Linked DNA regions of Homo sapiens: region 1 is linked to region 2. Evidence: chromatin loops called from intact Hi-C (ENCODE). Cell type or tissue: B cell. All regions are shown on one strand. Each heading gives the region's core, and the rest is flanking DNA. Links, peaks and the distances in the headings are about the cores only. Region 1 holds the start of EMX1 (empty spiracles homeobox 1). Region 2 holds the start of RAB11FIP5 (RAB11 family interacting protein 5).

What was found. A loop is a pair of places that touch in the nucleus more often than their neighbours do. Peaks named below come from ENCODE experiments on the same cell type or tissue, not always from the same donor. Only the 100,000 strongest peaks of a DNase experiment are listed, where the experiment ranks them.
Region 1: it touches region 2 in a loop (5-fold over the local background); 2 of 110 quality-filtered maps call a loop at or near these places.

Annotation. Positions count from the first base shown.
Region 1 is chr2:72,913,809-72,919,167 of GRCh38, forward strand. EMX1 (empty spiracles homeobox 1) reads left to right here and starts at 3,711. Exons shown (of 3, transcript NM_004097.3): 1 at 3,711-4,564. The coding sequence starts at 4,045. RefSeq lists silencers at 2,197-2,366, 3,507-3,926, 3,997-4,116 and enhancers at 2,458-3,075, 3,076-3,692. In B cell, for the core only: no CTCF peak of the experiment used is centred there; DNase peaks (open chromatin) are centred at 2,493, 3,613, 3,813, 4,583 and 2 weaker places; H3K4me3 peaks cover 3,221 bases; H3K27me3 peaks cover 4,206 bases.
Region 2 is chr2:73,110,126-73,115,484 of GRCh38, forward strand. It overlaps RAB11FIP5 (RAB11 family interacting protein 5), which reads right to left and starts at 2,823. Exons shown (of 6, transcript NM_001371272.1): 1 at 2,222-2,823. The coding sequence starts at 2,652. RefSeq lists silencers at 1,431-1,674, 2,832-2,921, 2,992-3,151. In B cell, for the core only: no CTCF peak of the experiment used is centred there; DNase peaks (open chromatin) are centred at 1,736, 2,476 and 3,006; H3K4me3 peaks cover 2,186 bases; H3K27ac peaks cover 851 bases; H3K27me3 peaks cover 2,290 bases.

The sequences.
Region 1 (5,359 bases), core at 307-5,306, 200 kb before region 2:
GAATGGGGTGGAGGGCTTCCCAGGGAGATGAACTGAGTTTTAAGAACGAAGTTAGCCAGCAAAGAAGCAAAAGGAAGAGGATATAGACTTGAGGATTACATCACTGGATGACTGAGCCACTGATTGGATGTGGAGGATGAGAGAGTGATGCTTTGAGGTGATTCCCAAGTTCTCCGCATGGACAAAGGCAGAGACAATAACTTGTACTGAGTGCTCTTTGGAGTCTGACATTGATCCAGTGCACCACATATGTTATCTCATTTACTCCTCACAGAGGTCCCGTATAACGCTTGCAATTTCACAGATACGCAAGCTGAGGCAAAATAATTGGCCCAGGGCTCACCACTAATAAATAGGAGAGTCTGGATTTGGGGCCAGGTTATTCCAGAAATAGAGAGAGGGAGGGAAAACGTTAATGTGGGGCCAGAGCCAGAACAGGTAGGCTAGGCTGTATCAGCCTGGGAGGCATCGGGCTATTCTCCAAAAAGTGAGGCTCCGGGTTGCAGGAGATGGGACCTCCAGGAAACTGGTGGGAGGCTGGACAGGGGCAAAGTGAAAGGTAAGCAGCCTGAAGATGGGTGGGATGTAGTGGACTCCAGCGTGAAGAGCCTCCAGTCTCTGGCAGAGCTCAGCAGCTTGGGTGGGAGGAAACGAAGGGCAGGGAGCAGAAGGTGGTGGGGGGAACGGGTTTTGGTTAAGATGGGCAGCTGTCCAGTGGTGAAGAGGGGAAGTATTTGTGTATACGATCAGTTGTGGGGGATGGTGGTAGAGGGAGCAGTATGAGAGTCTGGGAGGAACAGGGCAGGGGAGATGGCACAGGAGAAGATTGGGGTGGGGGTGGGGGCACTGATACTGAATCCAGTACACAGAGGCAGGCTTAGAGACCCCCTGAGGGTGACAAATTCTTCTCTTAACTTGCTGCAGAGGAAACGACAAGAGAATAGGTCCTAAGAGGAGTGAAAATAGAGGAAACTGGCCAAGGGATAAAGATAAGCAGAGCTATGGAAGAAAAGGAAGAAAATTAGGGAATTACTGGAGAGGAAGCTGACAGAAAGGGGCGCTGGGAGAGGAAAAGGTGAGGGAGGACGAAAACGGAACTCCTATCACCCAGCGCATTCCAGCACCCCCTCCCCCTCCCCCGGGAAGTCTGCGACTGCATCCTCACAGGGATGGAATGGGAGTGGAAGCTAGGCCAGGCTGGGACCCCGGGGCTGTCCCAGCCCAACCAAGACGGTGACCAGACTCAAGTTACTGATCCTCCGCTGTTTCTTCATCTGTAAAGTGGAGTTAATGACAGACAGCTGGATGTCAACGTTTTTTGTTGTTTGTTTTAGAGATGGGATCTCCCTGTATCGCCCAGGCTGGAGTGCAGCGGTATGATCACGGCTCACTGCAGCCTCGACCTCCTGGGCTCGAGAGATCTTCCTGTCTCAGCCTCCCGAGTAGAAATGTCAGCATTTGAATGCCTCACAAGGGAAGGTGGTGTAATAAAAGGTCTATTGATTTAGATATGAACAAGTATACCCAGAGCCACACGAATGAAAGGAGGTGGCCAGTGTAGATGCAAGTCTAGGACGGTCGGTAGATTCCAAGCTTCTCTACCTGCCCAGTTAAACAAGTTCGTGGCCCCTGGCCAGCCTCTCGGTGGGGGTCTGCGACAGAACGGGTGGGATTCATTACCAGGCTAGGAGCGCAAGGCCCTCGGGCCGGGTTCAGCTTGCTGGGCTCCTGTCTTGTCTCAGCCCCCAGCACTTGCTCTGTCACCGCAGAGCACAGGCCCAGGCAACGTTTACCCAACTGAACCCGCATCCCTGTGGGAACCTTGTTCCAACAAAATCCCGTCGTTGTCTCCTTCCATATGGAACGAAAATCTCCTTCTGTACCTCTGCCCAGCTCCGCACCCCCGCCCCCTTAGAGATACGGCCTGGTCGGGTCCTGGTCCCCCCCTCGGCGGCGCTTCCACTTTTCCCAGACTGAGGGTGGGGAAAAGGAGGAGGGGGAAGAAATCAGAGGAGGAAAAGTCGGGAGGTAGGGGAGCCGGGAGACAGGAGAGGGGGAAAATAAAGAGCCTGAGACACAAACGAGAGGAAAAGACCATCACAGAAAGCTGGAAATCTCCGGAGAGGCCAGCGAGAACCCGCGCTCCCCACGGATTCCATCATTCCTTCCGAAGGCGCCTCTGCGGTGTCTCAGCCGTGCCAGGCCCCGGGGTTCCCAGGACGCGGAGGAGTGCTGGGTGCGGCCGCCTCGCCTCCCCACCCCTGGCCGCCCCTCCCCACCTCGCCCAAGGGGGCCGGAACGGCGTCGGCGCGCGGGGGCTTTTCGGAGCAGTCGAGTGGAAAATAGACTTTAACCCGCTTTGTGGCGGCCGGGGCGCCCTGAGCGCTCTCCAAACCACGGCTCCCGGCGCTCAGGCGGGCCGCTGCCAAGACCCGGCCTGGAGTCCCCGCAGAGTTGCGCGGCGCACGGACCCCGTGGCCTTGGGGCGTCAGGAGGCCCAACCCAGATCTGCGCGCCCAGGCAGCGCTCAGGCCGCTAGAATGGACCCCGGCAGCGGCGAGGAAGCGGAACTCTCTGCGGCTCCCTCTCCGCAGTGCGCCGGCAAGGTCCAGGTCCCAGCCTCCCCACCGCCGCCCGCGCCCTCCTAGGCCTCGGAGCGGCGCCTTTCTGCGGCCTCGAAGGTGGGGTGGGAAAGTTTGGGGAGTCCCGGCTCTCACAGCCTGTCGTGAGAACTGCCCCCGGGGAATTCGTCCGCCGTACGGAAAAACTGGCCGGAGCAGAGTCGTCCGCGGTTCCGCGGTCGCGGGTGGAAGGTGAAGGTCGAGGGAGGTCAGGCTGCTTCTGCGTGTCCTGACGGCTGGCGTGTTCTCTTGAGATGGGCTCGGGCTACTTGGCCAGCTTCAATTTAAGCCACAGTGTCTCCGAGGCCCTGACCTGGTCCGGCCCGCCGACACTTGAGCCCCCAGAGCCTCAGAGAAGGCGAGGGGGTGGATCTCCCAGTGCCGAGGCCCGCCGTCCTGGTCCAAGCCGGTCGCGGCACCGTGTCTGGGCACTGGAGCTGCTTCCAGCCCCGCGAACAGCTGGAGGGTGGCAGTGGGACCGCTCCGGCGGCTTCTCCCGCGCAGTGCCCCGCCTGGCCCCTTGTGAAGGGAGTGAGCGTCCCCTTTCCAGAGCTGTCCCCCGTGACATCCAGAAAACGCGAAACCTCAGGAACAAGGTCGCAGCTTCAGACCGCGGCCCAGGAGGCCGATGGTGGGTGAGTGGGAGAGTCCCGGAGAGCAGGGGGGCAGAGAGCTGGTTTTCGGGAAAACCAATGTGTTGGACCCCAAACATCCACCCTCCGCTCGGATCCAAGTTCTCTGAGAACTGAAACGACATCCCGGGACGAATGGGAGAGTTAGGCTGAGCTACACACCGGGGAGGGGAGGGTTGGAGTTTAGCCCCAAGCCCTTCGGACGCCTTCTTCGGCTCCCGCGTGGGTTGAGACGGCGGCACGGCCACCAGACTCAGCTAAAGGGCGGAGTCGCGAGGAGAAGCCAGTGGCGAGGGGAGGAGGAGGCCTGGATCTCCCCGCGAAGGCTCCAGTCCGGCTTTTGCCTCCGACTGCGGGCTCCCTCCCCACCCGCCGTCCCTCGCCCCGCCCCGCCCCGCCCCCCACCTTGGGGCAGGTGAGCGGCGGCCAATGGGCGAGCGCGGGGCAGGTGCCCGCTAACTCGCGCCTCGCAGCGCTGGGCGGCCGGGGCTGGGCAGGGCAGTGCGGGGACACCGGGGGCTGGGGTCGGTCCCAGCGGGACTCCGAAAGGAGGGAGACGAGCTCAACCCTCGGGCCTTACTGGCAGCTCGCAGCCTAGCACGGAGCCCGCGCCTGTGCGGGCGCCTGGAGCTGCCCGCTCCGCCGCAGCAGCCGCCGCGCCTGGCCGTACGCTGTGGCCGGACCCCGCGGTCGCTCGCTCACACACCCCTCGCCGCTCCGCGCCTGGCTCGCCCGCGGGGGCCGAGCGCGAGCGGGCGGGCGGGGGAGGTGAGGGGTGCGGGCGGGTGTGCATGTGCCTGGCTGGGTGCACACCCCGCAAGGCGGCGGCGCCAGGACGCGGAGCGCTCCCCAGAGCCCGGCTGCCTCGCACAGCTCCCGCGGCTGCGACCATGTTCCAGCCCGCGGCCAAGCGCGGCTTTACCATAGAGTCCTTGGTGGCCAAGGACGGCGGCACCGGCGGGGGCACTGGCGGCGGGGGCGCGGGCTCCCATCTCCTGGCGGCGGCCGCCTCCGAGGAACCGCTCCGGCCCACGGCGCTCAACTACCCTCACCCCAGCGCGGCCGAGGCGGCCTTCGTGAGTGGCTTCCCTGCCGCGGCCGCCGCGGGCGCGGGCCGCTCGCTCTACGGTGGGCCCGAGCTCGTGTTCCCCGAGGCCATGAACCACCCCGCGCTGACCGTGCATCCGGCGCACCAGCTGGGCGCCTCCCCGCTGCAGCCCCCGCACTCCTTCTTCGGCGCCCAGCACCGGGACCCTCTCCATTTCTACCCCTGGGTCCTGCGGAACCGCTTCTTCGGCCACCGCTTCCAGGGTGAGTGTCCACGCTGTGCCCGCCGAGGCGGCCGGCCGGCGCCCGTGCTGCGGCGATGCGGGGGAGGCTCGGGGGCGCGCGGGGCTGTTTAGAAGTTACTGCCGGGAAGGCTGCAGGTCCGCGGAGGTAGATTCCCAGGCAGGGAAGAGCTGTGCGGCATCCACCCGCGCCTTCGCCGCGTAGGTCTCCCTCCCAGGAAAGCAGGTGGAGACCTCCAGGCTTTTCTAGAAAATATACCAGTTCGGACGCAAGCCCAGGCGCGTCCTCGGAGCCTGTGCTGGCCCTCGCCACAGCCTGCCCAATTCTCTCTCCCAGCTGAGCCAGTCTCAGACCAGAGTACAACTCCTCCCGCTCTCCCTCCGCCCGGCTTAACCTCGCACCACGCTTCTCTCGCAAGTCCACCACCACCTCCGAGACCTCAGCCTTCGCTGGCGCGTCCGGGCGGGGGAAAGTCCATTCGCGTGCCCCAGCTCTGGGGGAAGCAAGGGCAGCAGGGAGGGCGAATCGGAGAGTTAATGTTCAGTGTGGAGGGCCTGGCTGTCTTGGGATGTTTCTCGGCAACCTTGGCCCGACTTCTCCAAGTCACACGTGCCTCTCCTACCCAAGGTGGGGAAGGTTTGCAGTAAGCAAACTGGCTTCCGCCGTTGCTCGCCGCCTTCGGGAGGGAGCCCACCCGGCTGCTGGAATACCGAGGACAGTTTTCCCGGGCAGGGGGCGGGGGCAGAGGGCTTTTAAGGTCGTAGCCAGTCCGAACCCCGGAGTTTGCATCCAGCAATCGGCTTGCTAATAAAGATC
Region 2 (5,359 bases), core at 120-5,119:
CAAAGGGCCACCACCTGCCCTACCTGAGACCACCACAGCCAACTCCTGGAGTTAAAGAATGGATACTTTTCATTTCCACCATTATCCAAAGCTGAGGAGGGTACACCCTGGTCTTCTCTGCCTTGCCCTCTCCCTACCAGGCAGCGTTCAGACTCAGTCTTGGTAGCCCACACCAGGGTGCTCCAGGAAATACCACCAGGAATGACCACTACAGCCAGAGGTGGGGACCACAGCGGGGGTGACAGCCCTCCCCCTCTGTCAGTGGGCATGCTGTTAGGTCCAGTAAACTAGAGCACCAGGCCAACTTCACAGACTTTCCTCTGCCCATCCTAAGTGACCCTCCCCACTCCTGTTCCCCCCCCGGTTCTATAAATAAACCAGGTTGTTGCATCAGAGAAAACAGCCAGGTGGGTGTGGAAAGATCCTGGTGGAAAAGATGATTTCTATAAAATAAATTAAGGTTCCCATTCAGATCAAGGGGTGGTAAGTCAAATTCTCCAAGACAGGCTGTTCTTGGCTGAAAATGGGTCCACCTGGACCTACAAGCTTGGCCAGCTCAGCTAAGGAAGATCCAGAGGCCAAGAGGAAAGCAAGGGCAGGAACTGGAAAAAACAATCAAAGAAGCTGCTCCCTGCAGGCCTGGAGCCTTTTTTTGGTCTGCCTCCTCCTGTTCCCCCAGCACCCCCTGAACAGATGTGTCATCTAACAGTCTGGTCAGAGTAGCTGATTGGTGGAGGGTGAAGGACTGGGGGAAGGGGTGGAATGATTTGGGGGATAGGCACCTCTTCTGAAAAAGAATGGGCTAAGAGATCCAGGAGAGAGCTTTTCGCCCCATATACCCACCCCCTTGGGCTCCAGGAACCAGGAAGGAGGGAGAGGACAGAAAGGAGGAAAAAAACAAGGTCCAAGCTATATACCACATGATCCCACACCCTGCCACCAAACAGCAAGTCATGAAGGAAGGCGGGGAGCAGGCCAGGGGATGGGGAAATGGAGTCAGGTCACAGCCATGCCTGGAACCTGCACTAACGCCCTCCCCATCCCAGACCACAGAGAGCCAGCCAGGAAAGTCATTCCACACCCATGTTTCAGAAAACATTCAAGGTCAGATCCTTTTTACCTAAATCCTGCTTTCATTTGGGTTTGCACCAGGCTCATCCCCCTCCTCCAGCAAGCCTTCCTGGATTTATTCACTCAGTGGATGCCATTCCACTGGGGCAAACCTTTCCGGCACCTCTCCTGACCTAAGGCACAGTCCTGCCCCAATCCCCTTACCCTCCTACCCAGATCACTCCCAAGTTAACCACTTGAGTGATCCACAGCAGGCTGTCAGCCCCGGGGACTGGCTTCCAGCTCCTGCCCAAGCCCAAAACAGGAAATGGGGCTCCAAGGCTGAAGCCTTGATCTTAACACAGGCAAGGTTAAATGCTGCCAAAATAAATGATTTAAAAAAACCCTGGCCCACTGAGGTGGAAGTGACCGGGAGATAATCTCCTGCTGTTCATTAACCATGCCGCTGCCTCTACCTCAGGCAGGGCAGGGCAGGCAGGCAGGCCACTGGAAGGCTGACTCAAGTGTTTCCTTCCTTAACTTAGAAGCTCCTCCTATCCTCAGACCAGGGACACAGGACACAGAGGGACAGGATGGGGGTGGGGGGGTGACATCTCTAGATAGTGGAGGGCATCTTGAGAGCAAGAGGCAGATGCCCCCTGCAGCCAGCTTCTACGTTTAGCGGGGTAATCAACATTCAACCTCGCCCTGGAGGAAGACACCTGGCTTTCCTTCCCCCGTAGGGCAAGGCTGCGCCTCTCCACTCCCCTGCCGGACAGGCGCCCGCAGTTCCCCTCCCCTTTGAGGAAAGGGAGGCAGGCCCGGAGGTTCTAAGAACGGCCCCAAGATTTCCCTTCTTGAGGTTTCCATAGCCCCAAAGCCTCTGAATCTCATTCCTAACTTTACTTGACAATCTACTCCTAACGTTCGCCACCACTTAAACCTCCCCCAGGCCTCCCAGGGACCACCAGTGGCTGAGCCCCACACAGCGCACGTTTGGGAAGCTTGAAGACGACCCCGAAATGCGAAGAACCAACGTTTCTGTCGGTTTACGCCCTTAAGCACGAGGCAAGGGCTCACTGGCCCGGCTGAAGTTCGGGGTCCTGATCCCCCACCAGCCCCGCCCTGTTAGGCCTTTAGCCGTTTCTGTGCCCCCGCGCCCCCTACTCACTGCGTGTGCTGGGCGCGGCCTGCGCCGAAGACCTCGTCCAGCGCCACCGTGGCCTGGCCCAGGAACTTGTCGACGCCGATGAGCGAGCGGTGCATGGTGGTGAGCACCAGCTCGCAGGCGGCGGCGGAGCTCGCGGCCCAGGGCGCCGGGCCCGCGTCGGCCTCCTGCGCCCGCAGCAGGCCATCCAGGGCCCCCGGCGGCAGCTCGAAGGAGCACTCCTCACGCCACTCGGGGCAGCCGTGCGTCTTCTCCACCACCGACGTACTGTACTTCTCGCGGCCCACCTGGATCACCGTGTACGCGTCGCTGGTGCTGCCCGCTCCCGAGCTCTTGCCCCGCAGCCCGCGGGCCCGCAGCACCGTCACCTGGACGTGCGTGGGCAGCCAGCGGGAAGGCCCCGCCGCCGGCTCCGCGCCCCGCACCAGGGCCATGGCGGAGAAGCGGGGGGCGAGGTCTGGCCGAGCCGGTGCAGACCCCAGGACCTGGTGACAAACCCGGCCGCGGCAGAAGGCGGTCAGGAACCAACTCTGAGCGCCGCCGCAGCTGCGGGCTGGGCTGGGCCGGGCCGACCGGCCGCCGCCTCCCCGCCTCACCGGGCCGCTGGCCGCGGGCCGCGCCGCGACGTCAGCGCCCCGCCCCCTGCCCCGCCCCGCGCCCGCCGCCCCAACCGGCGAGGCGGTGCGACAGGGATGCGGGCACGCAGCTCGCGCCCCGGCAGCCGCAGACCAGCCCGGAGCGGGAAGGGGCGGTGCGCGGCCTCTGCAGAGGGTGGGCGGAGTTCCCGCGGTGGCCCCGCCCCTGGCTGGGGGCGCCCGAAGCAACCCGGCCTCGCTTGTGGGGAGCCCTACACCCGCGGCCAGGTACGAAAAACCCGCTCTGCGCCTCCAGGCCAATCCCACGTCTTCCTTCTAAAAGTCCCTGCTCCGGAAAGCCCTCTCCGTAAAAGGGTCCCGGCCCGCAGTTCCTGGGATGGCCAGCCTCTTGGCGCGGACTTGGGGTGATGGGGACCCCCGCCGCTCCCCTGACCCCGGGCCGCGCTCTCCCCTCCTCCAGTCCGCCCCTGCGGGGGAAAATGCCGGAGTGAAACTGGAGCGATTGCCGCCCCGCCACGTGACGGTCCCGCATCGGCGACCTGGAAGCGGGTGAGCTGCCGCCGCCTCCAATCTCTCCCGGCGCAGGGGGCCGGGATGCGGCCATGCGGCGGCGCGGGAGGCCCGAGAGCGGGGCTCACCCTCCTCAGACTCTGCGGCGGAGAGCCGAGTGATGAATAAATGAGTAACCACATCAATATTTAAGTGTTCACTCGGAGCCTTGGGGCCAGTGTGTCACGGGTTGGGGGAAATTACAGGCCCTGGTGGGGGGTTAAATAACTACTTCCACCCATTATTAAGTGCCTACTGTGTGCCAGGGCCTAAGTATTAACGTATACTTGGTTTATTATTGATAATAACGATGTTTAGTAATTATAGATGCTGAATTTCAGCCAACTCTGGTCAGTGCGCTTTTATATGCATTACCTCATTTTATCCTCAGAGCAACTCTGTGGGGTGAGTATGGCTTTTATCCCTATTTTCCAGAAGATAAAATGTCAGCTCAGATGGGGGAGGGTTGTGAATCCACTAGATGCCCCCAGAGCGTTTTTTTTTTTTTTAACTTTCAGAGCCTGTACTTTTAAAATAATAATTTAAAAATAATACACACAGCTTTTTTAAAAAAATCAAATAGGACAGAATGGCTTGCAATGAAAAGCAAGAACTCCCTCTCCATCCTTCAATCCAGGGATGCTGCTTAAAGCCACTGGTGTTTTCAGGTCTGATGGTTACCTCCACATCACTACATTAAGATGCTCACATAGCTACATCTGCATTTATCAGGACTGGCCACTGTCTGTTGCCTTCCTCCTATGATAGATAATGATTTAGCTGGCTCACACCCACTTCCATCCCTCAATCTTGTGTAGTTATGCTATTATTTTTAGTTCCTCTATAGCAGGGGTCCCCAACCCTTGGGCCACAGACTGGTAACCCTCCATGTCCTGTTAGGAACTGGGCTGCACAGTAGGAGGTGAGTGGTGGTAGGGGCTAGCTGGTGAAACTTCATCTGTATTTACAGCCGCTTCCTATCGCATTACCGCCTGAGCTCCACCTCCTGTCAGATCAGCTGTGGCATTAAATTCTCCTAGGAGCACAAACCCTATTGTGAACTGTGCATGCGAGGGATCTAGGTTGCATACTCCTTATGAGAATCTAATGCCTGATGATCTGTCACTGTCTCCCATCCCCAGATGGGACCATCTGGTTGCAGGAAAACAAGGTCAGGGCTCCCACTGATTCTACATTATGGTGAGTCATATAATTGCTTCATTATATATTACAATGTAATGATAAGAGAAATAAAGTGCACAGTAAATGTAATGCACTTGAATCATCCTGAAACCATCCCTGCCACCCTCAGTCTGTGGAAACTTACATTTTGGTCCCTGGTGTCAAAAAGGTGGGGAACCAGTGCTCTATAGGATACCCAACAGGAGAAACATGTATTTCTTCTTAGGGAGACTCCACAGTACCCCTCAACTGTCCACCTTCCAGGCCATGTCCTCTACTGGGAATATGAACCTAGGAAACCAGTAGAGTAGGCAGAGGAGACCCATGATAGCACACCCAGCACAGGCCCAGTCCTCACAGCCTCCCACCTTAACTCTTCCATCAGAAGACTGGAGTGGGGAAGTCCTAGGCACCAGCCCCATGGTCCAGCAACCCTGACGATAGCACCTAGCTTTAGAGACAGCCAGATCTGCCTACAGATATTGGCCATCTGCCTCTTAGTAGCTATGAAACCTGAAGTTTAAGCCAACTCTCTAACCTCTCTTGGCCTTATTTCTCCATTTGGATAATGGGATAATGATTCTTACCTCAAGCCAGGCGGAGTGGCTCACACCTGTAATCCCAGCACTTTAGGAGGCCCAGGCTGGTGGATCACTTGAAGCCAGGAGTTCAAGACCAGCCTGGGCAACATGGTGAAACCCCACCTCTACTACAAAGACAAAAAATTCCCCTGGCGTGGTGGTGGGCACCTGTAGTCCCAGCTACTTGGGAGGCTGAGGCACAAGGATCACTTGAACCTGGGAGGCAGAGGTTG